2 separate regions of the Homo sapiens genome follow, and region 2 is linked to region 1. Evidence: read pairs that join two places in POLR2A ChIA-PET (ENCODE). Cell type or tissue: GM12878. All regions are shown on one strand. Links, peaks and the distances in the headings refer to the core of each region. The heading gives the core; the rest is flanking DNA.

Region 1 (2,927 bases), core at 295-2,794:
CTCAAAGTGAATTGCTAATTAAAACTATATAGTATATGTCTATCATTCCATTCATTCAGATGTCAGTATAAGGAAAAACAAATGAATACTTAGGACACTCAGGTAATGACTGATACCTAAGTCATTTTATCTTTACCAAATTTCCTGAAGAAAAAGTTGCTAAAGTACACCAAGTTTTTAGATCAGAATTAATTCACTCAATTACCCAATTAAACCAAAAGGGCCATTGAGTCTCATTCAAATAGCCTCCAAGCTAGAGAAAAGATATTTATAATAGTTCTACATCTATGATACAGAAATATATTCTTGGTAGAGGAACAGTTTTGCCTGGTGCCTCTCCCGGACACGACAGGGAACAGGGTTTGGGATTCCTCAGCCTCAAGCAAGCACACACAGCAAGCGTGCGGCACTACTTTACATATCCACAGAGAACCTGCAAAAACCTCCCTCCCATTCAGGAAAGGGCACCTCCGAAAAGGCATGCAACCAAAACCACCCAATCCCAAAAAGGCCTAAGAGGTGGATACGGCCCCTTGAGTAATAACAGCAGTGTAAAATGTCATAAAAATTTTATAACATCCAACTGGAAAACCTAAATATTGCAAAAAAAAAATGGAATTAAGTTTTATTAATATTTTCAGCCTCCATAAATCTGTCATTTTATGCAACACACCACACTTCTATCAAACATAAATATCAATCTCAAATTTACAAATCTACACATACACTCCAAAACAAAAGTGACACGAGTGAAATATCAGTCCCTTTTCCACCCACATGGATCAAAGCACACAACCCCATGAGCTGAGCAGTGTCAGTCCAGTGTAGAGCTGCAAGAAAAGCCTCCAGATTGAGGACACCGGCAAAAAAGCGAATACAGAGTCCTAGGCCAGCACATCCAAAATTTACATCCCCAGTGAGTCTCCAAACGGAGTAGAAAATTTCATGGAACCCTAACAAATGTTCATCAAATCACTCATCTCCTAGGAAAGGGTAGGGTTAAATAAATGAAATGATCATCTTTTCGGTTTGCCTGTGATATTGGAATTTATCCTAGGAAAGCAAGTGTTCCTATTACATCAGAAGTCATCTTTTTAGATAGATACACCCTGCCCAGAATCATAAAGAAATAAAGTCTATTAATAAAAAATAGAACTGAAAACTCAACCGCATTCTATTACACCTATTCTCTTTAAAAGGTATCTGTGTCTAATAAAACGATCAAATGAGCTTATATTAAGTCTTCCTCTACATTGTCTTACATTTTTAAAATCAGTTCTCAAATCAGAATTAATGTTTTTTTTTTTTAAATATCAGAATAAAGACGTTATTTTCTTCAATTTCAGTAAAGGAAAATGACATTCAGAGGTTAAGTATATTAGTAAAAGTGTCCAAGTGTGATCTGCATTATTTCCACATCCATAACACACTTCTGATACACTATGACATTGAGAAAAATGGAACAAGTATAAAAAGCCTTGCCAAAAATTCATGACTAAATATAGACAAGCAGAGCCAAAGCAAAGAGGGGTTAAGGTTCCTCATTATAGATTCAAGGTAAGGATGTGCTAGTCCCTAGCATATACTTACTGATGTAGTATTAATATAAACATAAACCTAAGTGATAGCTGTCTTAAAGAGTGGCTACCACTAAAAAAAAAAAACTACCAAAATATTGTCAAAAGTATGTACCACAAAAATCAGGACTCCCAATGAAAACGATTTTAAGCCATGCATAATTTCATCCCAGATGATTCAGAAAACAAAACTGCAGACATTTGTTATATTTTCTTTTCCTGTTTTTTAAATGATAGGCCCTTTCCATTAGCCACAGTTACTAAGTCCACCTTTTCTAACTATACACAGCCATCCATACTTTGGCAAATATATAAATTTAGGCCACAAAAATTTGTTTACAAGATTTAAAATATCAGACACCCTAAAATTTAACTGGGAGTGATTTTATCAAATAATGTATCTCACACACATTTTAAGGTAATCAGGAACCAGTTTGTAGCTTCCTGCTTCGCATGCTAGCTAATCACTTTTCTTCTAATGGTAAATAAGGCCCTTTTCTTAATACATTGTACTACGTTTTATAAAACTAAAAGTTAAAACTGCATTTATGGAATTCAGTAGAAATGTGGACATCATAAAACCTATGTGCGTGAGTAGACCTCAATATTCCTTTTGAGACTGCTCCATCTGAATACTCATCTTACAAAAATCTAGTAATAAACTGAATCGTCAAATGGCTTATTTCACTTTTTAAAAAGACCCTTCTCCTATAATATATACACGTTTTGTCCCAATTACGAAAACATTTGCCACCCAATAGAAACTATTTCCTGAAATCAAAAATGAAACTAAAAACATATTAAAAGCCAAAATATTTCATCATTTAACAATGTGATTTAATAGCATTTCATGACCTACAGTCAGGCAGTAATTTAATATTTTGGACAAATGACTGTTTCTTAGTATAATTACAACAACTAATACTAAATAATACTAACTTCCAAAAAGAAAAGAAAAAAAAGGATTGTAAAAAAGACACATTCCACATGTTACACGGTAAGGTACTTAAAAGAAATTCCTGAATCTAGGTCGCATGTCCATATTTCCCCCAACCTCAACAAAAAAAAAAAAAAAAAAAAAAAAAAAAAGCCTATTCCCAAGGGTCATAGGGACATAATGGATTCATTCTCATTACAAGAAAACAAAATACTGAAAATGATTGGTACCATTAAGAAAAAAATACTCTAAAGTAACATGGTCCTACATCTGCCTCTAACTTCATTCGTCTCTAGTTTACGAAGATGTGAATTTTAAACTGCTCCTTTAAAAGCAGGCTGACAAAGCAAACCTTTTTAAAATTAATTACGTGGGTTTATTTCCATGATTCTTCTCTATAATGTTTTTCCTCG
Region 2 (2,927 bases), core at 97-2,596, 140 kb after region 1:
TTTGAGAATGAACAAGAGGAATGCCTGATATTATTTTGTGTCTGGCTGTAGAATGGGTGTTGCATCCTGGGTCATAAATCATACAATTGGCTTGGAAAAGGTCTGGCCTGAATAAAACGTGTTGCTTTTATTTTCCACGCTCTGGATTCGTCACCAGTATCAATTAGACCAGTGTTTAACCCATGCAATGATGTTCTTTTTGAAAATTGTAATGATGGTCTATTTGCTTATTCCTGTAATTCCTATTTAGTTTGTCCTTTATTCTTTAATGCTACTTCTTCCTTCTCCGTCTCCTAACCTCCTCAGTCTTCTGTTCTTTTATTACGGTTTATAGATGATCTTTTGTGTCTTGGGTAGGAATGTTTGCTTTATCTCTCTCGGCGAACACATTTTTTTTCATTTGCTGCCTCTGCCGATTATTCCACAGTGACTCATTTCCCTATGTGGCTTGTCATCTTTGCGCATGAGCTCATCTTCAGTGGGGATTAATTTTCTGGGGTGACATGGGATCCCGACCGTGCTCTTGTCTAGATATTCTTGTTTTCCATTTGCTCTTCTGTGGGGCCCAGAGGTTTCCTTGGTTCTGTACCAGTTTTCTTTTTAATTTTTAAATTAAAGTTTACCATCTTAACAATTTTTTGTTTTTGAAACAGGGTCTTGCTCTGTCACCCAGGCTGGAGTGCAGTGGCACAATCATAGCTTATTGCTCCTTCAAAGTCTCTGGGCTCCAGCAGTCCTCCCACCTTGGCCTCCCAAAGTGTTGGGATTACAAGTATGAGCCACTGCACCTCGCTCAACTTAAAAATTTTTAAGTGTATAGTAATGTTCAGTAGCATTAAGTATATTCATGGTATTATGCAATCAATTTGCAAAACTTTTTCATCTTAGAAAATGGAAACTTTATACCCTTTAAACAGTGACTCCCTGTTTTCCCCTCTCCCCAGCCCCTAGCCACCACCATTCTGCCTTCTGTCTCTATGAGCTTTAACTACTCCAGTTACCTCATATAAGTGGAATCACACAGTATTTGTCGTTTTGTACCTGGCCTATTTCAGTTAGCATAATGTCCTCAAAGTTCATCCATGTGACAGCATGTGACAGAATCTTCCTCCTTTTTGAGGCTGAATAATATTTCTTGTATGTATATACCACATTTTATTGATCAGTTCACCCACTGATGGACACCTGAGTACTTGTGTCTACCACCTTTTGGCTATTGTGAATAATGCTGCTATGAACATCGGTGTTCAAACATTTATTTGAGACCCTGCTTTCAATTGTTTTGGATATGTTTACAGAAGTGGGATTGCTGGATCAGTGCCTGTCTTAATTTCTTGGTTGGGGTTCTCTCCTCATGTAGGTAATACAGATGTGAACACCACACATGTGTGTAGCAGGCACTGGCTTCAGCTTCCTATGGGTGAGGCTTCCTACCCCTTGCACTATGGCAAGCTCCCTTGCTGATTCTCTAAACCAAGGCACCGACTTTCTAAGCTCAGTGTCACCACCTAGGCACAGCTTCATGGCTTCCAGTTTAAACAGGAGTTTCGTTTCAGCTTTTCTGTCTTGTACAGGCCCAAGGCCTCATCTCCTTTTGCTGTACAGGCGTTAAAACTTGAGTCCCACGCCTGTTAGGCCTGTATCTGTTTACAACGCCCCTGTCATCTGTTTGGCTTCAGCTTGCACTCACCTCTTTTTCTTTGAGTTGTTCTTTTTTCCTGACATCAGGGAATTTTCTTTCCTTGCTTTTGAGTATGCATTAAAAAATAGTTTATTCAGCATTTTCAGTGTTTGGGGTGTGTGTGTGTGTGTGTGTGTGTGTGTGTGTGTGTATGTGTACGTACTTTCAGTTCTGTTTGAGCTGTGGTGCCAATAGATATTTATTTGTTCATTCAAGATTTTCTGACCGTTTATAGCCTACACAATGATAAGCCTAAGATGACTAAATAGTAATCTTCTGAACTCTTGTAACTCGGGAAGATGTTAAATCATAATACACTAACAGGCAAGATATAGATGTTGCTGTGCAATTGTGGCAGTGGAATCCATTTTTAGCTTGAATCCCAAACAGAAAGGTTGTCTTCCTACTAAAGCTGCACAATGAGCCCCTCCTCAAGCCGTGCCCTTGTGAAACCAGGTTCAGAGTACAGAGACCCGCGGGACCAGAGCTCTGAGCAATGAGGTTGCAGACAAGACCTGGAGCCACACACACCAGAAGAAAGGGGAGTCTTCCTGTGTCAATCAGCAAGAACAGGCAGGCATTTTTGCAACACGCATTATAAAATAGCCTACGTTGCAGAGACGTGGCCTTGTTAATTACTATTTAATATACATGTAACAAGCATATCAGCAAAGATCAATAATTTTCTGCAGATAAGAAAAAGGCCAGTGAGACTTTCGCTGGTGTTATTTTTGTCTGCGTCTATTGGTTTCAGTGTTGCCAGCTTCTTCCTTTCCAAATCCAGGCTATATGAGACAGAAAGAAAACCCAGAGAACTCAACACTCTCATTGTTTGAGTCCCAAGTCCCCCATTCAGTCTACCTCCTTCCATCCACCTTTCAAAGTCTTCTTATGTTTGATTTATATACATATATAATGTCTAGGGTTTTTAGTTGCAATTAGTGGGAGAAATAGGAGAAGTACACCCTATCTTCTTGGTGGATGATTTTTTTAAAAAAAATAAACTTGTGTTATTTTACTGCAATCATTACATTACTATATGCTTATTAACATCTTTATAATATAGAAATGATGAAATTGAGAGTAACAATTGGGCTGGGTAAGATTGTGAAGTAGGTGAAAGAAACAAACACAGTTCAGGCAAGAATATGGGATTAGCAAAGCTGCTTTTTATTTCACTATAACTTTAGACACTTTGTGTTCACATTTTTTTTCTGCAACAAAAATTTTCTTTTCTTTTCTTTTT

The links. Peaks named below come from ENCODE experiments on the same cell type or tissue, not always from the same donor. Only the 100,000 strongest peaks of a DNase experiment are listed, where the experiment ranks them.
Region 2: POLR2A ChIA-PET joins it to region 1 with 9 read pairs; 4 of 35 experiments call an interaction of 5 or more read pairs at or near these places.

The regions. Positions count from the first base shown.
Region 1 is chr6:156,781,715-156,784,641 of GRCh38, reverse strand. The region is part of intron 1 of ARID1B (AT-rich interaction domain 1B); the gene reads right to left. Among named protein-coding and RNA genes, the nearest start is that of MIR4466, 3.4 kb to the right of the region's middle. In GM12878, for the core only: no CTCF peak of the experiment used is centred there; no DNase peak of the experiment used is centred there; H3K4me3 peaks cover 2,426 bases; H3K27ac peaks cover 1,854 bases.
Region 2 is chr6:156,636,714-156,639,640 of GRCh38, reverse strand. No RefSeq gene overlaps it. Among named protein-coding and RNA genes, the nearest start is that of ARID1B, 140 kb to the left of the region's middle. In GM12878, for the core only: a CTCF peak has its summit at 1,499; a DNase peak (open chromatin) is centred at 1,526; H3K4me3 peaks cover 401 bases; H3K27ac peaks cover 1,460 bases.